5 separate regions of the Homo sapiens genome follow, and regions 2, 3, 4 and 5 are each linked to region 1. The links are chromatin loops, found by intact Hi-C in ENCODE. Cell type or tissue: GM12878. All regions are shown on one strand. Region 1 has its middle 6.9 kb from the start of MRPS31. Region 2 has its middle 16 kb from the start of FOXO1. Region 3 overlaps COG6 (component of oligomeric golgi complex 6). Region 4 has its middle 240 kb from the start of LINC00332. Region 5 has its middle 120 kb from the start of MIR4305.

The links. A loop is a pair of places that touch in the nucleus more often than their neighbours do. Peaks named below come from ENCODE experiments on the same cell type or tissue, not always from the same donor. Only the 100,000 strongest peaks of a DNase experiment are listed, where the experiment ranks them.
Region 2: a loop joins it to region 1, with 3 times the contacts of the local background. A loop is called at or near these places in 8 of 110 quality-filtered maps.
Region 3: it touches region 1 in a loop (5-fold over the local background); 50 of 110 quality-filtered maps call a loop at or near these places.
Region 4: a loop joins it to region 1, with 6 times the contacts of the local background. A loop is called at or near these places in 13 of 110 quality-filtered maps.
Region 5: it touches region 1 in a loop (2.4-fold over the local background); 11 of 110 quality-filtered maps call a loop at or near these places.

What each region holds. Positions count from the first base shown.
Region 1 is chr13:40,775,545-40,780,544 of GRCh38, reverse strand. No RefSeq gene overlaps it. Among named protein-coding and RNA genes, the nearest start is that of MRPS31, 6.9 kb to the right of the region's middle. RefSeq lists an enhancer at 3,249-3,298. In GM12878, a CTCF peak has its summit at 2,910 (motif pointing right); a DNase peak (open chromatin) is centred at 3,131; H3K27ac peaks cover 727 bases.
Region 2 is chr13:40,679,760-40,684,759 of GRCh38, reverse strand. No RefSeq gene overlaps it. Among named protein-coding and RNA genes, the nearest start is that of FOXO1, 16 kb to the right of the region's middle. RefSeq lists enhancers at 2,557-3,321, 3,322-4,086, 4,087-4,851. In GM12878, no CTCF peak of the experiment used is centred here; no DNase peak of the experiment used is centred here.
Region 3 is chr13:39,686,818-39,691,817 of GRCh38, reverse strand. COG6 (component of oligomeric golgi complex 6) reads right to left here. Exons shown (of 19, transcript NM_020751.3): 9 at 4,187-4,315; 10 at 4,019-4,110; 11 at 1,994-2,058. Among named protein-coding and RNA genes, the nearest start is that of MIR4305, 25 kb to the right of the region's middle. In GM12878, no CTCF peak of the experiment used is centred here; a DNase peak (open chromatin) is centred at 2,874.
Region 4 is chr13:39,940,521-39,945,520 of GRCh38, reverse strand. No RefSeq gene overlaps it. Among named protein-coding and RNA genes, the nearest start is that of LINC00332, 240 kb to the left of the region's middle. In GM12878, a CTCF peak has its summit at 2,564 (motif pointing right); a DNase peak (open chromatin) is centred at 2,550; H3K27me3 peaks cover 157 bases.
Region 5 is chr13:39,782,350-39,787,349 of GRCh38, reverse strand. It overlaps a transcript of COG6 not described here and the pseudogene RNY4P14. Among named protein-coding and RNA genes, the nearest start is that of MIR4305, 120 kb to the right of the region's middle. In GM12878, no CTCF peak of the experiment used is centred here; no DNase peak of the experiment used is centred here.

The DNA of each region.
Region 1 (5,000 bases):
GACTTCTCCTTGACTGGCCCAGGGCTCTGCCCCTGGTGAGTTTTAGTATCTGTCTAAAGGGATCATTGTCATAAATCTGTTGAATTGTATCATTGTTGTGAAGTAGCAAGTGTACACAGCTTCTCTCTCTCTCTCTCTCTCCCCTCTCTCTCTCGTGTGTACATATCTGCAATGTACTATTTTATAATTACATTAATAATGGTTCCCCCAGTAAAAATAATCTGAATTTAGACCCTTTGTATCTAAATATTTATATGGCACCCATCACTAGATACTTAGCTGTTTATAAACATTTTTAAAGTGCTTTCATTAAATTAATTATTCTGGTCAAACGTAGGCAGATACAACCATTGAAAGGACACACAAATAAAGGCCCAGCACAGTTGAGACACCACCTTAGGACTTAGCATGAAGGCTCTGGGTCAGACACCTGAAGGGAAAATCCTAGCCTCTCTGCTTCCAGCTGGATGAGTCAGAAAAGTCTCTTGGGGTGGGAATAAGAGGAAAGATCAGGTTCTGCCAGGTGACGCTCTAAGTACTCCCTGCTCCATGCCGCTGCTTCTCAGCTTCATGTGATTGCACCTTTGAGGACTTCCATGGGCCACATTCTAACCTTCTTATTTTATTTTATTAATTAATTTATTTCTAGAGACAAGGTCTCGCTCTCTTGCCCAGGCTGGAGTGCAGTGGCTTGATCATAGCTCACTGCAGCCTCGAGCTCTCAGGTTCAAATGATCCTCCTGCCTCAGCCTCCTAAGTAGCTGAAACTATAGGCATGTGCCACCACACCTGGCCAATTTTTAAATTATTTTGTTGGTGTGTTTGTTTGTAGAGAAGGGGGGGGGGTCCTCATTTTGTTGACCAGGCCGGTCTCGAACTCCTGGCCTCAAATGATCCTCCCATCTCAGCCTCCCAAAGTGCTGAGATTACAGGTATGAGCCACTGTGCCCAGCCCTAACCCTCTTATTTACAATAGTATTCTTTTCGTCACTGTGCCTAAAGTTGTAAAACATGGCCAACTCCCAAATGCACCATCATTCAAAGTATTTTGCCAACCTCTCTGTTCCAATTAAGCACTGGAAATTTGGAGATGAAAAGCCACACCTCATTCCATTCACTAAGAATCACAGAGCCAGGCACAAGGAGCTGGGAGCAGCAGTGCATGGGCACCCAGAGCACCAGGAAAGGGTCTGGAGGGGGCAAGAGCTGAGCCTTGAAGCAGGAGGAGGAGTTAGGCAGGGCAGAAGGAGGGAACACACCATAAGATTGCAAGGAGGTGGGGAAGCCATGACCATGTCCCGTGTCCGGGAGCTACAGGGGCTCTGGTCAGGGTAGGAGGAGAAGTAACAGGAAGGAGACTAGCAAAGGAGGTGGGGCTGATCTCGTGGGGTCTCACAGGCCCTGCTAAGAGAGTGTAGAGTTTCTTTAGAAGATGGTAGAGGGAGCTGCTGAGTGATGCAGACATCATGATGTGAACGTGGCTGTGTGGTGGAGGTTGACAGCATGGACTCTGGGTCGACTGACCAGTCCCCAAAAGCTGGCTCTCCCACCTGATGACTTTGCGATGGTAAGAAGCTCCTGTAAGCCTCAAATTTCTCATCTTAAAAAGAGAAGAATGGGCCGGATGCAATGGCTCACACCTGTAATCCCAGCACTTTGGGAGGCTGAGGCAGGTGGATCTCTTGAGGTCAGGAGTACGAGACCAGCCTGGCCAATATGGTGAAACCCCCGTCTCTACTAAAAATACAAAAAAAAATTAGCCGGGTGTGGTGGCGCACACCTATAGTACCAGCTACTCTGGAGGCTGAGGCAGAAGAATCGCTTGAACCCAGGAGGTCGAGGTTGCAGTGAGCCGAGATTGTGCCACTGCCCTCCAACCTGGGCAAAAGAGTCAGACTCCGTCTTAAAAAAAAAAAAAAAAAAAAGGGAGAATGGTGTTACTTGCCTCAGAAAAATTTGTGAAGATGAGACAATACATATAAAGCACTTATAGCCTCTAGTACTTAGTAAGTGGTCAACAAATGCTAACTATTGTTGTTACTGATCATTTGAATAATAATGATGTATATAATTTGCCTCATTTTTTATAGTTGTGATAATGGAATGAATTAACTTTGTCACGGCAAAAGAAGTTTAAAATGTTAGTTGTGTATCCTGATAGAAAATATAAACTTAAAAATCAATTTTTTTTAGAGATGGGAGTCTTGCTATGTTGCTCAGGCTGGTGTTGAACTCCTGGCATCAAGGTATCCTCTTGCTACAGCCATTGTGCCTGGCTAATATAAACATTTGTTTATTCATTCCACAAATATTGATTGACCATGAAGGATGTACCAGTCACAGTTCTAGGCTCTTGGGATAAAGTAGTGAACAAGGCTGACAGAGGTCCCTGCTCTCCCAGAGCTTACATTCTAGCCGGGAGGCTGATGATGAAAAAGGAAACCATGTAATTCACAAGGCCTGTAAATTCCACTAGGATAGAGAACGTGTTGTATTTGTACCTTGATCTATCTCAACTGCATAAGACAGGGCATATGATCAGGCACTCAAGGAATGTGTTGAATGAATGGAAGATTATTTCAGATAGTGCTGCATGCAGGAAGACAAGGAAACAGCATGACATGACAGAGTGGGAAGGTTGGCTTGGCTAGATGTGGTGCACTCCTGAGAAAGCCCTGCTGAGCTAAAGTGGATGATGTGAAGGAACCAATCGTGGGACAGTCTTTAGAATGGCTATTCCAGGCCAAAGAAGATTCCGTGCCTAAGCTGAAGGCCCGGAGGCAGGGCTGTGCTAGACCTGCACAAAGAAAGATGGAAAGGAATGAATGGACCCCACAGCACAGGGACCAATCATTTGTGGGTGTTTGGCAGACCTGTCTTTTATCTAATAGGAGACTGTTTTTGCCTCCAGAGGGCACTTGAACATAACAAATACATCTAAGGGCCAGCTTGGGTTAGCCCTTAGAGAAGCAGTTTCCCGAAGGCATAACTTGAGAGGGCCAGGAATGCAAAAAGAAAATAATCTCAGACGAAGCCTTTGCTTATTGAAATTTGCAAGCACCTCTTTTAAAAATTAAATTTTCTTGAGATAGTTAGTACAATAAGCTAGCAATGTGGGTTTTCGTACATTAGTGTTAGTTGAATAATATAGCCCTCCCCCTGGTGGACAGATGACAGAGAAGTTTGGCAGGTAGGAGAGGGGACGAAAGGCTAATATAGAGAGGTCTTGGCAAGGGTGTCAGGCCTGGGTGAGACCCAAAGCAAGGAGGCTCTGAGAAGCTAAAAGGCAACATAGAGACAGGCCAAGGGACAGGAGAGAATGAGTACAAGAAGTCAAGAGGATGGGCGGGGGGAACCAGAGTACTTTGATGTACTTTAGAAATTGACCTGAGGACAGTTCTGCCTGGTCATATCTCTGTCATCTCCAAAAATTATGTGCTAAGCACAGTTTCAGCATAGTTCTATGTCATATGCTGTGCCATACACATTAGTGTGACATGATCCTGGTCTTCCATGCACTTAAAATCCAAAGCAACTTTAAACATGAATATACTAAGAATGAGTCATCTTACGTAGAGGGGAAAGACAAGTATCTAGACAATCTAATTTGAAGGGCACGCAACCACTTCCTCTTCCGTCCCATCTCCCGTAAGTTCTGCTGCTGCGGGCCTCTCCGTGCCCCTCCCCCTTACTTTGTCCTTCGGTTTTGGGCACTAAAGACCTTGTGAAGGAGGTAATGGGCTCTAGGAGACTCATCCATCTGGGTGCAACCTCTCTGGGCCCCCACAGCCCAGGCACCTGTTGCATTACATATCTTGTTCTATTACCTGCTCCACATCTGTGATCCCTGCTGGATCAGCAGCCCCTTGAAGCAGGGAGCAAGTCATACTCATCTGTGTATTCCAAGGGGACTAAAGCTACATTTTTCACACAATGTTATACATTTACACTAATATCATCTATCTATATATTATATAAACATGCATGCATGTTCATCTATTGCTTTTTTTTTTTTTTCGAGACAGGATCTTGCTCTGTCACCCAGGCCCGAGTGCAGTGATATGATCACAACTCACTGCAGCCTCCGCCTCCTGGGTGCAAGCAATCCTCCCACCTCAGCCTCCCAAGTAGTTACGACTGCAAGTGCACGCCACCATACCCAGCTAACTTTTTTTGGTATGTTTCGTGGAGATGGGGTTTCCCCATGTTGCCCAGCTGGTCTCTAACTCCTGGGCTCAAGCAATCCACTTGCCTCAGCCTCTTAAAATGTTGTTTTAGGCTGTGTTTGATACTGTAGTTCGATCTGGTTTTTAAGATAGACCAGCTGGAGATATGTATATATATGTGTGTTCCAGAAAGAAAGAAAAAAAGTCTCAACTTGGAAGATGCAGAGACAAAAAAGCTCTTAATCCACCTAGGAAAAAAGATGGGAAATACCACATCCAGTGTAGTACCACACACATCATCCATCACCCAAATCAGGAAGCCTCATGATGAGTTACGTCCCCAGTGAGCCCATCCAGCCTCATTTTCTCCTTCTTTTTGTGACTTCAGCTAGTACACCGCCTTTGGAAAGATGTTCATAATCCGTTAATACTTTTGCTAGTGGAGCCACAAGTAAATTGAAGTAGGTAGCTGAAACTGCTGGACAACTGGGTTTATTCTGCAGGCTTATTTCACAAAGAGCAAACCTCAGAAGACTGGGGCCATTGCTGACCTGGCTAGTTGGATTTTCAAATATTGACCATTCCTGGACTCCTTGCTACAGGGTTTCATACATCTGCTGTGACATCGGACTGATCTTGTTGGATAATTCTGATGTCAATGAGAAAATTAAATGAGATAAGAATGTAAATGGTTTAGTATGCAACGATGGCAGTTAGTGGTATTATTATTCTCATTACCATATTGGGCATGTTTATGCTGCCTCCTGATTTTATTGGAAAAAGTCTTACATGCATTTTTACACAGAGGCATTGAAAGTTAATTCAGAGTTGATT
Region 2 (5,000 bases), 96 kb after region 1:
GTGGGAGGGTCACTTGAGACCGGGAGGTCAAGGTAGCAGTTAGCCTGATTTTGCCACTGCACTCCAGCCTGGGCGACAGAGCGAGACTCCGTCTCAAAAAAAAAAAAAAAAAAAAAAAAATTAATTAATTAATTAATTAATTAAAAGAAAGATGCTTCAGAGAGAGTGAGAATATCTAAGAGAAATTCTCTCTTAATAAGTATCTTTAGAAAGTTTCCCCAAATTATGCAACTGATAAACTTTTTTTCCCCCAGCAAAGCTCAATATTAGAACAAAAGATGCAGACAAGTCAGATACCTAATGTTAAAAGATGCCTGTATAATGAACAATAATGAAAATAGTGGCCAGGCACAGTGGCTCACTCCTGTAATCCTGGCACCTTGGGAGGCAGAGGCAGGCAGATCACTTGAGACCGGGAGTTCGAGACCAGCCTGGCCAACATGGTGAAACCCCATCTCTACTAAAAATATTAAAATAAATAAAAATTTTAAAAAACAAAGCAAATGGCTGGGTGCAGTGGCTCATGCCTGTAATCCCAGGACTTTGGAAGGCCAAAGTGGGTGGATCACCTAAGGCCAAGAGTTCGAGACCAGCCTGACCAATATGGTGAAACCCCGTCTCTACTAAAAATACAAAAATTAAAATTAGCTGGGTGTGATGGCAGGCGCCTATAGTCCCAGCTACTTGGGAGGCTGAGACAGGAGAATTGCTTGATCACGGGAGGTAAAGGTTGCAGTGAGCCAAGATCACGCCACTGTTCTCCAGCCTGGGCAAGAGAGAGACCCCGTCTCAAAAAAAAAAAAAAAAAAAAGGTAAAGTATTTATGTTACCTTAAGATATTATAAAAATGAAACTGCAGGGCACGGTGGCTCACGCCTGTAATCCCAGCACTTTGGGAGGCCGAGGCGGGAGGACTGCCTGAGCTCAGGAGTTCGAGACCAGCCTGGGCAACACGGTGAAACCCCATCTCTACTAAAGTACAAAAAATTAGTCAGGCGTAGCAGTGTGCGCCTGTAATCCCAGCTACTCAGGAGGCTGAGGCAAGACAATTGCTTGAACCTGGGAGGTGGAGGTTGCAGTGAGACGAGATCACGCCACTGCACTCCAGCCTGGGCGACAGAGCGAGACTGCATCTCAAAAAAAAAAAAAAGAAAGAAAAAGAAAAAAATTTTGGCTGGGCGAAGTGGCTCACCTCTGTAATCCCACCACTTTGGGAGGCCAAGGCAGGTGGATTACGAGGTCAGAAGTTCAAGACCAGCCCGGCCAACATGGTGAAACCCCATCTCTACTAAAAATACAAAAATTAGCTGGGTGTGGTGGCACGTGCCTGTGATCCCAGGTACTTGGGAGGCTGAGGCAGAATTGCTTGAACCTGGGAGGTAGAGGTTGCGGTGAGCCAAGGTCATGCCACTGCACTCCAGCCTGGGCTACAGAGCGAGACTCCATCTCAAAAAAATAAAAATAAAAATAAGACAAATGTTAAAGGCACATAAAAGGCTCTTTTTTTTTTTGACTTTTCTGAATTTTATTACCTTTTCTCTAAAAGTTAACTTTTTTGCAAATGGCTATTAATGTCATATACCAGTAGAGGGCGATAAAACATTACTTTTTAGTATTATCTTAAAACTACTTTTACCAGAGTGGAAAAAGAATTTTTGGATAACTTTTCTTTTGCCCCTTCACAAAAGAAAACGATCGAAGACACTAGCAAGATGGAGAAACATAGTTCAATGGGAAGATCAAAAGTAACAGACAGATTACCATGACCTAAATTTGCAGAAGGGAGAATCATCATCTGTGTAAAAACTATAGTGACAGCTCTGTTTAGATTGGTTTATGTCTCAGGGAGACCGCCTTTTGTGCTAGCTCTCTGACACTGCATAACAACTGTGGGCAATTACGTATGGAAATCCTTCAAGCTGAAACAAATTGCAAAACTTAAGTGCACTTAGTCTGTTGTACCTTTTGTGGATCTAGAATACGTAACTTTAAAAATCTAGATTGTAATAGCTTCTAGATAGATGACAGTTTGGGCGTGAACCATTTAGCCATCCACTTGTGGTATGGCAGGAGTATATGGTGAGGAGTGGCCAGCTAACATTCTCAGGGGTCGGGGTGCCATGTTTACGTGGGCAGGCTTGATTCCTGGAAGCCGAGCTCATTTACCAGAAGAGCAGCCAATACCATGAATAAATCTGGTCCTGAAAAAGTAAATGCTCTGTTTCTTGGATTATTTATTTATATCAGATGGAGGGGGACAAGAAAGCTTATGCCTTTCCCTGTGGCCATGCAGCGCATGTGAGAATGTGCACTATGGCCGGCGCGGTGGCTCACGCCTGTAATCCCAGCACTTTGGGAGGCCGAGGCAGGTGGATCACCTGAGGTCAGGGGTTTGAGACCAGCCTGGCCAACATGGTGAAACCACATCTCTACTAAAAATACAAAAAAAAAATTAGCCAGGCATGGTTGGGGGCGGGTGCCTGTAATCCCAGCTACTTGGGAGACTGAGGCAGGAGAATTGCTTGAACTCGGGAGATGGAGGTTGCAGTGAGCCCAGATCATGCCATTACACTCCAGCCTGGGCGACAAAAGTGAAACTCTGTCTCAAAAAAATGTAAAAAAAAAAAAAAAAGAGAGAGAGATAGAATGTGCACTGTATTTAGCCTAGCCTGTGGCATTTTGTTTTGCAAATTTTAGTAGTATGGAAGTAAACTATCAGCATAAGAAAAAAGAAAATTCCTATGGCTCTGAATATGTTAGGATTTCTATCAAACACAGGGCCCAGCCCAGCCAGTTCCCAGTGGGGTAGGCTCGGCCCTTGGTCCCTACCAACACATTGACTGCTCTCCCCACAAGGTGATTTCACTGCACTGGACACAAGATGAGATGGTTTAGATGCTGGCACTGGAGCAGCTGCAGTAATGTGAGCTGAAAGGAATGCAGTTGTATGTCGAGAGTGCCAATTTCCAAAGCAGGTTCTTGAAAGGCTGTTTCTCTTCGTATGGTGAGGGACCTGTGCTGTTATCAAGACTAGGAAGGAAGGAGATTCATTAAATGTCATCATCAGCCTGAACAGGTGGTTGGCAAAGGAACGGAAAGCACGGAGATGAAGTTTTAGAGATCGGGGTGATTGCTGGCAACTAACATTATCAACTGTGATTCCAAGAGGCCCCAACTGTGGGAGGCCTGGAGGAAGCCACAGAGGTTATCTGGAGGGCCAGAGCTTACAATCTGGTTGGACTGGATCCAGCTGAATCCATCTGAGGCCAGCTCCAGGAAAGGCAGGTCTGGTATCAAGATGTACAGCAGACCATGGTGGGTGGGGAGCTCAAATTGTACTTACGGGCAACTGGGTGTGGGGAGGAGGGTTGTATGGCTCTGCAAGCATAGACCAGATCCTATGGCTATCCCCACATGAGATAGCGGGAGGATATCCTATGGGAGTTAGCCATAGGATCTGGTCTAAGCTTAACTTGAATTTCAATAGGCTGCCTTTTCTTTTCAATGAGCCCTCCTCACGAATACTTTGCATCCAAAAACTTTCTCCTTCTAATGTTCTAAGGGCTGCCAGCTGCCTCGGGCAGGCTCTCCAGAAGCCTAGGGAAGAGATACAGGGGTCAGGGAAGCATGAGTTGGGACCTCTTTTTTCTCCTATTCTTACCTGTGTTCAGCCTGGTTTACTGAAAGCAAGAGGTAATGAGCCTTTGTGGATGGGTGTGGCTGAATCATTGTGCGTTACCGATACAAGATGATCTGGAAGAAGCCCCTGATGGAACCTAAGGCCCTGGTGGAGTTTCTTTGAATATCATCAGAGGGAACTTGAGACCCGAGATACAGAGGGGACTGCAAACAGGCCTGCAGTGCCTGGGGCTGATTCCACAGGCAAGCACCTGTATCATTATCTCAGGCGACCCCCACAGCAGGAAGATATTATTATGCCAAGTACTCAGATAATGAAACTGCCTGGAGGAATAAGGAGTAGAGCCTGAATTTGAATTTACCACTTTGTCCTGCTGAGTGGTTGGTGAGGGAGGGGTAATAAGCATTAGAGCTATTAACTAAGGAAGCAGCATGGATTACTGGTTAGAAGCAAAGCCGTGGCTCTAGCCTGCCTGGGTTTGTATCCCAGCTGTGCAAGTAACCAACCTCCCTGTGCCTCAATTTCCAATCACACCTGCCCAGTAGGGTCTTGTGAAGATTAAATGAGTTTATATAGAAAAGTGCTTAGAGGCTGGGTGCGGTAGCTCACGCCTATAATCTCAGCACTTTGGGAGGCCAAGGCTGGCAGATCACTTGAGGTCAGGAGTTTGAGACCAGCCCGGCCAACATGGTGAAACCCTGTCTCTACTAAAAATACAAAAGTTAGCTGGGCGTGGTGGCATGTGCCTGTAATCCCAGCTACTCGGGAGGCTGAGGCAGGAGAATTGCTTGAACCCGGGAGGTGGAGGTTGCAGTGAGTCGAGAGTCGAGATCGCGCCACTGCACTCCAGACTGGGCGACAGAGCAAGACTCCATCTCATTAATAAATAAATAAATAAATGAATAAATAAATAAATAAATAAATAAATAAGCTTAGAACAATACCTGGCACATAGTAAGTCAGTTTTCCTGTATGGTGCTGACTGTGCCGCTTTGTTAAACAACTACGCATTAGAAGAGTGGGTTTGGTTGAGACTGCCTCTAAAATTAGTGCTTTATTTGCTTAACTGCCTCCCTGAATTAGGGTCCTTTCATTCCTCATTTGAATGTTAAAAACCTAACCTATGTTTGGAAAAACATAATTGATCATACAGTCATTGTAATTTGCGAGGGCTGCCCTAACAAAATACTACAGACTGTGTGGCTTAAACAACAGAAATTTATTTTCTCACAGTCTGGAGTCCAAGATCAAAGTGCCAGCAGGTTTGCTTTCTCCTGAGGCCTTGCTCCTTGGTTTGCTGACGGCTGCCTTCTCCCTGTTCTCACATGGTCTTTCCCCTGTGCAGGCATCCTTGGCGTCT
Region 3 (5,000 bases), 1.1 Mb after region 1:
ACAAGAGCAGATTGATCACTAGAAAATTTCAGAATTATAATTGCAAAAAAAAATAATTAAAGTCGAAATTTTTTTCCTCAACTAACAACTATCTCACTGAAAACATAAGATACTCAAATAAGGTCATACAGAAAAAAAATTCTTAAAATACTGTAACACTGTCTATCAGTATATAAGGAAGGGAAGGTATGAGAGTTGCTGGATTACATATCACTATCAAGCTAATTTGATACGTAACTATTGTGAACACCTGCTAAATATTCTCTGGATGCAATACATATTATCATCATATGGAAAGATTTGAAGTTTCTGCCATTTCAGAAAAGGAATTTTTCTTCATTTTACAACAAAAAGATGCTTGTCTGCTTACTAGTGTCTTCTTTACCTTTGGCATCTTACATTTAAATTTGCCAGCAGATCACAATAATGTCCTACAATTGCCATAAAGATCTTTCTGGGTATGTACATTAAAGGAAGATGAAGTGAGAATTTCTAAGTACATTTTAAAACAAAGGCAGACTTCAGTATATAAAGTCTTTATACAAGTGGCTGGATTAGTTTAAACATTTTTAATATAATAATTCTTACTCAAACCAGGACAGGAAACTGAAAAGTCCATTATAACCCTTAGATTCTAAAATTATAGTATTTATAAAATTACTTTTTAAAAAGAAAAGGAAAAGCATACACCTACTATGTACCCACAAAAATTAGAAAAATTGTAAAAAGAAACATAATTACATAAGCAAGGAAGGGGGGAAGGTAAGGCAGATAAAGTAAAATTTACTTATCAAAGTGACTAGGAGTTTAATTTAACTATATGAAGTTATAAAAAGGTATAAAAGCATAGCAAAATAAATTTCATTTTATTCCTCCTCTTCTTCTACCTTTCCAGTAACTGCCAGTATACAAAATAAACAACATTTATATAAGTTATATATGTCTACATCAAACTATGACAAGTAAATATTTCATTTGGGAGAAATAAGTAAAATAATTTCAAGATACTTAGCCATTTATTTACTGAATATACAGTTAGGTCCTATGAGATCAAGTTAGAGTAACAGTTAAATTTGTCAATATAATCAATTGTCACCAAGTGTGTCATCTGAGATTTCCTTGCCTGAAGCATATACCAAAAAAACAAAAACCTTAGAAATAAAATAAAATTAATTTTAAAGTTCATTTCTTGAAAAATTAATTACTAAACTTCTGGATTTCAATTTCTATGTATGAAATTAAAGTCAATCAATGAAGTTGGTTTACAAGGAAAAGTAAACCAACAATTGCCAAGTATTCTCTAAATATTAATAAAGGAAAATAAAGGTATTTACCATCTGCTAAATACTTAGTGTCATAAACTATGTACTTCATCTACACAGTCATCCTCACAACAACCCTGGATGATAGGTGTTTTAATATACAGGTCCCACCAGAGCATAATTCAGGTGCAGAAGAGTTAAGCGGATGCAATAAGTAAACACAATTAAGTGGCAATATGGGAATTCTAACTCAAATTTGATTCCAAATTCTGTTCCTTGCACTATAAACAGTATTGATGATAATACCAATACACATTATTTTATCCTTGGATTAATCATTATTTATTGCTATGACAAGCAAAAACTCTTCTATGCTTGAAGCAATCAAGTAAACAAAATATTCTTAGTAAATCTCTCTGTTAAGAGTTCATAGATTCGCTGTTTAAATTTAATAGATTTTTTTCTCAATTGAATAAGAAAAATTACTACAGGAAATATAATCTGTAAAAAATAGGTCAATATATGCAAACTACAAATATTTCCAATTTTCTTTCTCAGAGAGAAAACTGGCAATTATTATTTTAAAATGTTTCTTATTAGTCTACATTAGTGTGCTAATTTGAAAAAATTATAGATTGTATTTGAGCTGGTATCAGTTTCTTAAGTTTCTATAAATAAGGTAATAATTTAAGCAGGTACCATATAGCATATGTAAAAACAAAATATTTTACCTTTAGAGGCCTGCACACACCTTCAGTGATATGCCCAACAACTTCTTGAATATTTTCTTCAACACCTAAAATTAATGACTACATAATTAATATTTGTTTCCATATTATACTTTGCTTCATATAAGTTCAAAAAACTAACAAATAATATATAATACATATAATTAATGGCACTAATGACTTTTAAAATAACCATAACAATATTTTAGTAAGTTTGATATCTCTTGGGACATTACTAATTGTGTTAACATATTAATTGTGATAATACCTAATGTGTCTAGAAAGCCTTGTTAATTCATCTGACTTTGAGTTAATAAAATAAATATTTCTTTGTGAAAAAGATTAAAGTTATAAGACAGAGGAAAAAAAGAGGGTGAAATGTATTAATTGAATGAAGTGATGCCAAGATGTATTAGCATTTGTTTTACAAACATCTTGTTCCAGGCAGTGCTGCTTAGCACATACACTGAGGGTATAAAGATGAAAAATATACCTTGAAATCTTTCAGAAAAACTGGTATTTTCAAAACACCAACTATTTATCAAACTCTGTACTGGGTATTTGACATTTACTGCTTGTAATCACCTTCATTTTCACAGATGGAAAAACTGAGGCCCAGAAGATTGAAGTCATTCATGTAGAATAACCTACTTCAACTAACTACAGTCTATTTACTTCCTTAATACTGCCTTATACTTTTCTAAAACATCTTTAAGGAAACACATTTATTTAAACTGGGTAAGGAGAATAATAACAGAAAGAGAACCTAACGATGCACACTTTGTGCCAATCTAACATATATGCTGAGTCTAATCTTGATACTGAAGAGTTAGAAGCTATAAAGTTAGTATTACCACCAATTTGTAACACTGACTCATCTTGCAGATAATGTGAACCACAGAGATGTGTGGCTGAGCTATGTAAAATAGTCAAGTGATACCAAGCCACAGTGTCTCTCTTAACTTCCTACCAAAAATAGAACACTTTAAAATCATACACTAAACCCTCAAACTCTAAAACAGGCCTCTTTAGGTAATCACAACTAAGAAGATTTGGAATTCTGTAAACAAGACATCAGCAACTCTCAACTACAGTTATTTTTCTTCCTTGACATCAAGACAAAAATTTTAAGTACATTTAGTACATATGGTGATGTAGTTTGGATGTTTGTCCCCTCTAAATTCAAGTTGAAATGTAATCCCCAATGTCGGAGGTGGGGGCCTGTGGGAGATGTTTGGGCTATGGGAGTGCATCTCTCATGAATGGCTTGGTGCTGTCCTCACAATAGTCAGCGTTGCTTAAAAGTGTGTGGCACCTCCCCATCTCTCCCATCTCTCTGTCTTGCTCCCTCAATCACCATGTGACATGCTGGCTCTTCCCCTTTTGCCTTCCACCATGACTCTATGCTTCCTGAGGCCTTCACCAGAAGCAGATGTTGGCATCATGCTTCCTCTACTGCCTGCAGAACCGTGAGTCAAATTAAACCTCTTTATAGGTTACCAATCTTCAGGTGTTCCTTTATAGCAATGCAGAAACATACTAACAGATATGATAATTGTCTTAAAATTTTAAAACAGTGCCATGAGAATGAAAAAAGAGGCTGGGTAGCAGAAATGAAAGAATTAGTAGCTTAAAGACCTAAAACAAGTCACTCAGCCTGTTTACACACAGATAAAATTAAGATAATATCACCCTGTACCTTTAAAGTGTCATGCAGAGGATTTGAGAAAATGTATGCTAAATATTCCAGAAATTTCTTAAAAGTGACACAGAGGAGTCTAGGTTTGATATGAAAGGTCACTAGGTTTCACTATAAAACTGAACAGTTGAGTGACAGGACAAAGGTGATGGAAGAGAAAGTCTATTAGCAGAATGAGGGAGAATCTAGAGAAGAGAAAGAGTAATCAGGATGCTTATTGTACCATCAAGGTGTTTATCTAAGTGAAGAAGATGGCAACAAGAACAGAAACAGAGATGCTTGTGTTATTTTCTATATTTAGGCATTAGCAATACAATTGGTGGACCCACCTTGTGTAGTTACATGCTTTAAGAGAGCTTCAAGGTGTTCCTTTTCAGAAGCAGTAGCTTGATGGAGCCAAGCCAACATATCTCCTACATACCTAATGAAAACTAAATGTTAATGAAGATTTCCTTTGGAAAAACATCAACTCCTCTTCTGCTGTCTGATTACTATACCTCAAAGGGTCATGAGAATGCATTTCAATTGGTCTAGGTGTACCTCCGGGGCCCCCTCTTGTGAGCGCATCAATAAATCCACGAACAACTGTACTTCTTCTGGCTGTTCCAAATTCATCTAAGGTATATCTAGAAGAAACAAGTTATATAAAAAATGGTTGGGGTTGTTTCTAGTGGCTATATCAGACTATTCACGCAATTTCTGAGACAACCAAGTACTTAAAAAGCACTTAAAGCTCCTTTAGATATTCGGTCAAGCAACATTGCTTTCAAACAAGAAAAAAATATTTAAGAGATAACTTCAGCTCATTGAAAATTCAATCAAAAAGTAAAAACTTTTACCCCTCCTAAGAAACAATGCTGGGATTTGGGACTAAAGCAGAGGCAGCAGTAATAAGGGATAAAGCAATGGACTTAGTAAAAGTAGGAAAATCAAGCCAAGGTGGGAAGACTTAACTTTTTAGGTTTCAGTATATTCACTATACTAGGTTTCGGTATATTTCAGTATACATATTTGCAGTCTAAAACATGATGCTCTACTGTTTTACGTAAAGCCATAACAGTTCTCAAAAACTGATTATAATTAGAACTCTGCAAATCCAAGGCTGGGTGCGGTGGTTCACACCTGCAATCCTAGCACTTTAGGAGGCCGAGGAAGGTGGTCACTGGAGCCCAGGAGTTTGAGACCAGCCTGGGCAAAATAATGAAACCCTTTCTCATTATTAAAAAAAAAAAATAGCCAGGCATGGTGGTGCATGCCTATAGTCCCAGCTACTCGGAAGGCTGAGGTAGGGGGATCACTTGAGCCCGTGAG
Region 4 (5,000 bases), 840 kb after region 1:
GTGTGCCAGCAGCTGTAGCAGTGCCACAGGGTGCATGCATGTCGGCTGGGGCAGGGTCCTGGCAGAAATGGGGCTGCTGCATTCCTGCATGTGTTCAGGCTGGCAGCAGGACACAAGTGGGGGCAGGGTTGCCAATGTCCCTGCTTGAACTTGTGCCGGCAGTAGCCGGGGTGGGGCCCTGGTGGGCAGAGAGGTGGGTGGGGTTGCCAGCATAGCAACTGAGTATTATTGAATAAAGGACTATGTAGGGTTTAAATAAGATGAAAAAGTATATTTGTTGTGCTCACCTTCACTACATTTTATTTTCTTTGTATTAAGCCTCATTACCACTTTTGAACAAACTTGTAGTGTGTGCTTTTTTGAGATGTACTCAGGTTGGAAGGTGGGTACAAAAGGGGGGTGTGATATTTCAACAGGTTTTTGTTTAAAAAACCCTAAATGAGAGGCAAAATTAGTTTTTCTCTGGTTTCAAAACAGGGACAATGTAGAGTTCAGGCAAAAAGCAATGCTATTGAATAGTTGCTCTTGCATTCATGGTGGGGTTGATCTTTGTCAGATCTATTAGAACTTGTACATTCATAAGGGATGTCCTCTTTATCACTGGGGACTCTGTTTGCATTTGAAGTGTAGATTTTTTTTGAAGTCATTCCTTGAAACTGCAGCTGAAAGATGCACACAGTTCTCTTGTATGTTTTCTAAAATGAAGCCTAATTCATTGTCAAATGTCAATCCCACCTGCCTGAATGTGAAATAAATATTTACATTTTTGTCATATTAGTTGTGGAATAAAGGATTCCTCAGCTTTGGTTGGCGGGTGGAGAAAGCTTGGTTTCTTCACTTTGGAAAGGTTAGAGTGATGAGGGAAAGGGAAGAAGAGCCCTGTAGGATGGCTGTGGCAGTGCCTTTGAAATCAAAGGTGGACACTCCACTGTGGACATCAGGGGCTGATATGGAGAAGAGGGGTGGTGAGGTGGCACAAGGAGGCCAGAGCCATATTCTGAAAGCAGCATCTTGAATACTGGTACCATCAGCTCCTACCACCTTGACAGTCCAAGGAATACTCACATTAATGCCCCAGAAATTAGAATTATAACTTACTTTATTACTTCACACAATTTCTTACACTTTATTTGTTTTGATTTTTGGCCTTGGCCAAAACTTTTGGGAAGCCTTGGTTTTAACAGTTTACATTATTCACCTATCTTCAGCAAATTACATTAAAAATATTGAAAAGTAGTGAATTTCTGCCTTCTGAAAGAGAAGGAAGATTTCCACTGTGTTGCTCTGAAAATGGAGGTGAAGCACAACACGCTTATCTGTCTGACACATGCCAAGCAGTGACAGGTGATGTTACCAGAAGGGTCAGATGTGTTTGCCTCGAAAGAGACAGGTCCCACAAGCAGCAGTATTTTGTGAAAGCTCATTTTCCCAGTCTCTAAATGCTAAATGGTCGAACACTTATATTCTAGGGAAAAAAAAAAGATAAATGCATGTGTAAGAATTTTTATGTCTGTGTCTTTTTATCTGTATCCAGGTTTGACGTTAGTCATTTGTTCTGATTCACACAGAAACTCTGGGGCAACTGTGGGATGCATTTAATGTGCTCGGCATCGAGTTTAATCTGGAATGCAGAATTTTTTTACGGTGCAATTTTGGACAGGTTCATCAGGCATGAGGTTTATGTATGAGAAAAGGGAACTGTGGCAATGCGAAAACAGAAATGAGTATGGCCACATGAGCATCCAGGGGATATGGCTGTCTTTCAGCAGTACCTAGAGAAATGAAGGCTTCAACTGAAAGAGCCTTGACAATTTCATTAGGGGAAAGTTGTCCTTACCATTATTATCATCATCATCACCATTATCAAACTGTTAGTGAGCTCCTGCAATGAAACCCTACCCCAGTCCAGGGACCTATGTGAAAGGTCTCTGTGAATTGGCTCAAGCTTCCTCTCAGGAATTCTCAGTGTGTCTGGCCCTTCCACTTCCTCCCTCACCCTCCACCAAGTTCCTTTCTCGCCCTAGCAAATGGCATAACACAGTACTGTCTTACAGACGTATAATGTGAGTCACAAAATATGCTATTTTAAATTTCTTTTAAAGAAATCAAATGAAAGAGGTGATATTAATTTTAATAATATATTTTACTTAAGCCAATATATTCAAAATGTCATGATTTCAAAATGTAATCAATATTTAAAATATTGAGATATTTTACATTCTTCTCTTTCACTCCAACCCTTGATAATATGTGATACAGTGTGTATTTTGCACTTAGAGCACAGCCCAGTTTGGACTGGACACATTTCAAATGTTCAATAACAGCACGTGGCTCGTGGCTACATATTGGGCAGCACAGATAGAACTGCTCCAAGCGCCATCCTCTGAATGACTCATACATTGTCTGTAGACGCTCCACCAACATTTACATTCCCAAGATTACTCCTCTGAGGTCTTGGGAGACCCATCAATTCCCCAATCAACTCCATGGCTCTGAGCTGCTGGACGGCTTAGCACCACCTTTCTCAGCTCCGCCTCTAGAGGGCAGCCCCGAAAGGCGTCTCTGTGAGCCCTCTAGTGACTGCTGTCAGAATGGACAGGACTTTACAAATAACTCCTATGGAACTTTAAAAACCAATCCCATTAAAGTACCATTACAGGATCACAGCTCTAAGGGATTCTTTTAGCCATTGCCTATAGTAGGACACCGGCCCATAAACTTGCCCTGCAGGCAGCCGTGATCCGTGGAGATCCCTTCAGAGGTACTGCAATAGAGAGTTCATCACCCCTTTATGCCATCAGCAGAATTCAGCTGTCTGGGAAGCTGCTAAGCAGTGTGCTTCTCTTCATTTGCCCCCATGGCCCTCAGGACATAGCCTGCTCAGAACCCATTTCACCCCTTTCTGCTGCCTCTGAGAGTCCCAACTTTGATCCAGCACCCATCTCTCCTCACAGAGGTCGTGGGCCCCAGAGGAACTGCCCAACCCCAGGACTGGGATGTCTTGGGACATCCCACCCTCCTTGACACTGATTGGTCAAGATGGCAGGACTGGCCCAATCAATGCATGGGCCTCGAGAATCTGGCTTAATTAGATGCTAGAGGAAGTTTGACGAGAGCTTCTGGGCAAGACATTTCCCTTCTCTTAAGAGTAAGTATGGGAAGCGACGGCTATTTTCTCTTCCTGTGGACATTACGGTATGTGGATGTGAAGTCAGAAACTACTGTAGCCACCCCTCCACAGGGGGAAGCTGCATGGGATGAAGCTGACACACAAATATGACAGCAGCCAGGGCAACTGTAGAAATAGAGTTGGAACCACGGGATTAAACTGACTCTGAAGTCCACCTTTTTGTATTTTCAGTTACATATTCAGTAAATTTCCTATTGTTTAAGCAGCCTGTGCAGTGGTCTGTGACTTGTAGTAGGACTCTCCCTAGTGGAAACAAACTTCAACACAAACCGAATTCCAGAAACTTCCCTGCATAATCTACAGCTCCTGATAGCAGGGGAGCAAGTGAAACTTCTTGGAATTATTTGTGTGCAAATGTATGTATTTATTTGGAGCAGGGGCTAATATCTGATACCCCTAAAGTTAGGATGGATGCGTTGGTTATATACCAAACTGGGCAGCCTAAGGCGAGTAAAACAGAGCATCTGTTCACTTGCTGCAGGATGGAGACACAGATTCCGTTTGATATTTAATGAGAAACATTCTAAAAATGGAGAAATCCTAGCACCCTACAGACTGAGTTTTCCATTAGAAATGGAGGAAATAGTAACATTGAAATACATCTTTGGGAACCTTTCTGTCAAAAGAACTTTCTCTGGCCCCCTTGATTCAGGGGATGTGACCAATTTTGTTCTGCTGCTGATGACAAAGATGATGGGACAAAGCCACAATCTACCTCGCAGTAGGCCAGTAGTCCTCCCAACTCCAGGGACACACGCTCCATCCTTTCTTCCCTGCCAGCTGCTTCAAAACCTCGCATGTGCAAGGAGAGGAGCTGGGTTCAGCACAGACTCACTTCTGTGACTTGCCAAGCAGTCTGGCCCTGACCTTGTGAGAATTGTCTCCTCTCCCCGGGATTCGTTTGGCTTAACAAAAGCTGGGCCCACTGCAGCTCCCTTTATTTCTTGATGGGTCCCTTTTTGCCTGTCCTAAGAGGATTGTTTTCTTTATTTCCTGTGATCTGCAAGGCCCTAGCTTTAACCTCCCTTTCTCACTGATCAGAGACCTCTCCTATTACATTTTGTAGGAGCATTTAAACCATTCAGTGCTAATTAATGCCAGTCTGCATAACCTCTCACCTCTCCATCTTGATCTTTTTTAATACCACTTTTAATTCAGACGAAGGCTCTCATCTTTGCCAATATTGCCTCTTTCTAAATATCAATTTAATTGAATCTCTAGCCTGTGGCATCTTCCTTTCCTAGCAGTTTGTCTAGGAAAGGCAGTATACCACAGAGGTTATGAGTCTGGTACTCTTGGCCACAACTCTTGCCTTTTAATACTGGCTGTGCCACTTACAAATGACTCCTAAGGAACTTTAAAAACCAATTCCTGTGCTTTAGCTGTGCTTTAGCTGTGGTAAAGCTCTAAGGGATTCTTTTAGCCATTGCCTATAGTAGGACACAGGCCCATAAACTTGCCCTGCAGGCAGCCATGAGCCGTGGTGATCCCTTCAGAGGTATTGCAATAGATAGGGGGATCTTGGGGATGTAAACCTAGTTGGTTTCCTTATCTAACCTACTGAGATAATATTTCCGACACCATGAGAATCAAAGTAATTGACACATGTAAAGTATTTAAAACGGTAAGTGCATTAAATGTTAAAACATAATCTGTCACATAATAGGCACTCAATAAATGTGATTCCTATGAAGCCTATCTCATAAAGAACTTAATATGTTGCTTCTCATATCATAAAATCTCAATAACTATTAGCTGTTATTTTACGGTTATTACCATGCCATTCCTCTTGACTACTTTTATCAAAGGT
Region 5 (5,000 bases), 990 kb after region 1:
TAAATGCTAAAGCATGCAGTTAAATGTTCCACTAACATCAGTTTCCTCCCACACTTTCCTACCAATTAACCCCATCTTCTTGGCAGGCAGTGCAAGAACACTTTGCTGAAACTAAATTTGACCATCTTGCCTGGAACTGGCTTTTTGTGCAGTGACCACCCACACTCTCTTTTTCACTCCACTCCCCTGACCCTTGACCCAGTCTGCTCATTATAGTTCACAGCATGATGAGCCAATCTCACAATGAAGAGGGACATTTCCTACCTTTGAGAAAAAAAATGGGCAGAGAACCAGCAGACTTGTGGTGCCTTCCATTTCCCATCTGTAAATTTCTCAAAATCCCTTCCAGTAAGCAATCTCTTGGGGCTCATAATGTGATTAATAGTATTAAGTGTCTCAGTTGTCTTGAGCATTTCAGATGCAAATCTTTCTTAATAATGTATAGTTATTGTATTATGGATGGGAGACAGTTTGATCAGGCTTCTTCCTCTTCTCATGCATGCTAGAATCTGAGGGGGCTTACACGAATCAATCAGTCAACCAACAAGTAAAAGTTTTGCTTCATTTCAGCAATGAGTTAATAGGGTTGCTGTGGGTCAAATCCAAGTGTCCCCTCTGGAATCCAGAGACCTCAAATCAGCAGGGCTAGATAGAATTCACATCACAGAGTGGCTCTTCCTGGGAGCCCTATAAAAAATGATTATCAATTTCATATTTGTCTGAAATGCCACCTTTGTAAAGTTGAATCTTAAAAGTGCAAATATAAGTGAGTACCATTTTCTCTCTGCAAACCTTGTTTCAATATCACTTACCCTACTGGGGTTGTCATTTTCTTGAAATGTGATTTCCAAACTGTCCAGTCCTAACAACTGTGCATCTCCTCTCCACTCCCTGCCCATTGACAACAAACTCTGCAGGATCCCACGATCACCTAGAACCACATGCCCTTGTCCGGGCATCCACTATTCTCCTTCCACTCACTGTCAGCTGGATTAAAAGGGGCCGAGCCAGTGTTCAGCTGCCCTCTTTATCTGCCTCCCCATTCCTTCCTCTGGCTATTCATGCTGCCGCAGAGGTCTGGACCAGCTTCCTGTAATCTCCTGGAGAGGGAAATTTCTCCCTTTAGCCTGGCCTCCCAAGCCTGGTTGTTTTGGGTCACTGATTTCCTCCTCTCTTCTCACTAGGGTTCATATAGCTTCCTTTGCTAGCCTGCTAACCCTTCTCCACCAGTGAGGAGTTTTAAGCCCTAGGATTTCAGAGTGCTCCTATGTTTCCTGCTGTTGGAGTGCAGGATTTCCTGAGCCAGGGATGTATACGGTTGAGGCACTGCTGGGCTCTATCCTGACTGTACCTTATAGAGATCATCCTACTCTCTGTACATCACATTTGTATCCCAGGGCATTGAGTTCTGTCCCTACTTTGATATATCATTTCCTTCACTCCCCAAAGCTGAGCAAAGTGGAAAATCCTCCATCCTCCAAGTACTCTTAACCCCTACTCTCTCCGTTTTGATTTGGGAGTGGTCCTTCTGCTTCAATTTCTCATCTGAAGGATTTAGTTTAAATACAAGATAAACTAGAAAAGCAAGATGTTGTATGAGGTGTAATCTTCCAGCTGAGGTCTCTTCTGAATGCCCTATCAAAAATATTAAATAATTCAAAAATAAAAGGATTAGCAGAAATACCTGTTAGGGTAAATTCTCTGATCCTTTTTGTTTCTGATGGAGGAGTGTAAGTAGACACTGTTAACAATTTAAAGGATGAATTGTGTGTACGAGAGAACTCCTGAATAGTAACTAGAAAATGACCATAGACATAAGTTAATTTTCAATCTGAGAAGGGCTGGTCTGATGGTAGTGGGTTATCAGAATTTATTAACATTAGTGTCACCAAAGTTGGTATAAAACCCCCAACTGCTAAATTTGACTGGCTAGAAAAACTAAATAAATATGAGAAGGTAGTATTTACCAGTGAAGACCCAAAGTAAAATACTTAATTTCTCACATGGCCAGATAACAAGAAATCCAACCCCTTTAATCCCTGCCTTACTACCTTCAGTTTTCCGACATCCTCACTATATACCCTGATATAGCCCAGAATGCCAAGGAGTTTACTAGAATTTCAACAAATTCTCAGTTTTCCAGTTTTATTTCTGGAGCAGGGACTCAGATGCACCTCTTTTGATGACCTTCATTGCTGTTGCAAAGCAAGTATCCTTCTTCCAAAGGTAGAGCTAGCTGAATTCCAGGCATTCAAAAAGGTTCTCTGTTGACTATGCCATAGCCACAAGGCTGAAGCATATTGCGGTTGGCCATGATCAAGGCCAAGGACCTGAGACTGGGCCTTCACTCCAATTCCTGCCTAGTCCCTGGCAGTTCATCAAGTTAGACTTGCTCTTCCCTAATACATTGCTCATTTAGGAGTTCCCACAACCAAATGACACTGAGTTGAACATGTTAGCCCTCAGACACATTTTTTTCAGGCTACCAGACTGTCCCCAGGATGCATGCTCATCTCAGCACCCATACTCTGGGAGCTCCTGAACCACCAGCCTTCAGAGTGGGAGCCCAGAGGTTCCTCTCTTTCTATTCTCTTGAAAACTTTATTTGAAGGACTTCACTGTTCTCCCCTGTTCCTGGGCCTTGGTTAAGGACATTATCTTCATCAAAACAGGTTTCCTTAACTTTGAATCTAAGAGAACAGGAGCTGGAAATCTCCTTGTAGACATCTGGACAATTGCCACATGAATTATTCACTCCTTTACAGTAAACTAAAAGCTCTGGTTATTTACAGTTTCTAACAAATTCCAACTCAGTGAACTGTCTACTGTGTTCTAAACTATGAACTCCTTGTGAACTTCAGGTCTTGTTGACTTCTATATCCAATGCTTACTGCCCCTGGTGCAGAACACTGTTCAGCAAATACTAGTTGGACGGATCTGAAGCCCAGAGCTCCTGCCTCTTCTAGGTAGTGGTGGTCTCCTCCAAGTCTCTGCTGGAGTTTACCAACTAATCTAGAATCCACCACTCATTGCTCACAGCTATTCTAGGCCATGCCATTACCCTCATAGGATGTTCTCCTGACGGGTTCTGCACCTGAGCTATTCTTTGCAGGTGATGTCAGGTGTGCTGTACTCTGACAAATAGGTATATTCTAAGTGTTCCATGAATAGAAGCTCTTGGCTCATCAATGAAGGTGATGACAGCTTTTCCAGGCACAGCCTTCTCCTTATCCCTTCTTAATGTATTAAATGGGCTGTGTGGAGTGGACCGTGTTATGTGACCAGATGGAGCCGGCCCTGCATCAAACTTTGCAGCAACCAGCTTGCTTCCCTTCTTACCACACTTTCTCCCCCCAGAATCCATGCTGTTTGGGGCCACTTCCAGCCTAGCTTCCACTTCCTGTAGGCTAGAATGAAAAATGATCTCACTTGCCTTCAGGTTATATGTTTATCAGAAGACCTTCAACAAAAGAGGAATGGAAAATGCCCTCGGTAAACTCAAGTTGGACTTCTACATGAAAATTGTGTTACAGTTGTATTTGGATGGCCACTTAGCTTGAGGAGCTGCCTATAGATAAATGATGTTCAGGTGTGCTGAGATTAAACTGAGACAGATTCTAGGTCATTTGTTGGTTTGGGGTCAGAGTCCAAATTAGTGACTGTATTTTATAATATTGAATATCTGGTCACTTAAGGTTAGTTTGGATTGGTGTGTAGTCTAACAGGCCTCTGGGAAGTATTGTCCTTTTCAATCTCACAAGCACATTAGTAATACTGCCAACTGTACCATCATTTTAAAATAAAAAAGATACAGTGCTTGACTCTAAGAATTTAACATCAAACAGAGAGAACAATTTTAAAATAAGGCATTGTGTTTATGACATTAGGAATGAAAAAAACAAAACAAAACAAAACAGAACAAAAATGAACAAACAAATATTAGTCATCTGGTAACTAAAAAATCCAGGCTTTTGTGTTGTTAAGCATCAACATTTTCTAAATAATACCATCCTACTTGCCCAATGGCTGCCACACTCTTGTCAAGGACAATATTTATTTCCATTTAAAAAGTAAATATTTCCTAACAAAGGGCATAGGATTGAATGATATAGCTTTGTCTCCACCTGCAGGAATAAAGAGAATGAATTATTATTTGTTATTTGAAAATATGTAAGACCTCTAGGATCATCATTAAAAATATGAGGTGAAATCAATACTCGAGCTTTACTAATACATTCTTCTATAATGAAGTAATTGTAAAAAAGACATAATTAATGTGAGCCACTATGCCTGTTTAACTTTTTGCTGAACTATAATATATGTATAGAAAAGTTCACAGTCATCAATATACAGCTTGATGAATGATCACAAAATAAACATACTTGTCTAACCATCATCCAGATCAAGGAACAGGACATTCGCAGCACCCTAGAAGCTCCCTCAAGAATCACACTTACTTTTCAAATCAGGATTCAAAGTCCTAGTTTTTAACCTATTCACCAGTCACATCCCATGGGAAGAAGGCATCTTATGGGCACGTGAGCCACAGACTCCAGACATGCTGTTCCCCCCTGAGCACCGTGGTCTAGGTGCTGCCCCTAAGAAGGCCATTGCTAGCCCCTGTTGTGATGGGGGGAGGCAGCCCCTGACTTCCTATGGCTCCTGTCTTCTACTGTGGCTCCAAACACAATCAGCTTGTGCTCATGTTCAAGGACAGGTGTAGCTCTCATTTTCATTTCATCCTCAGTCTGGATGAAAATGAGGAGAGATTGAGGTTTTCTACTCATCAAAACCCATTTCTGGTGCACTTCTTGAAGATCCATGGCACACAGTATTTAGGGAGGACTCCTGTCTGACCTGGACAAGAGGGGGGCCTCCCACAGGTTACTACAAGCAGCATGTCCAACATTCTACACCTCCACCAAGGAAGAAATTAAACTCTTTTGCTGATTGCCCAAACTACAACTTCTAACTAAAATAGATCTGCATCTGCTTTAGGT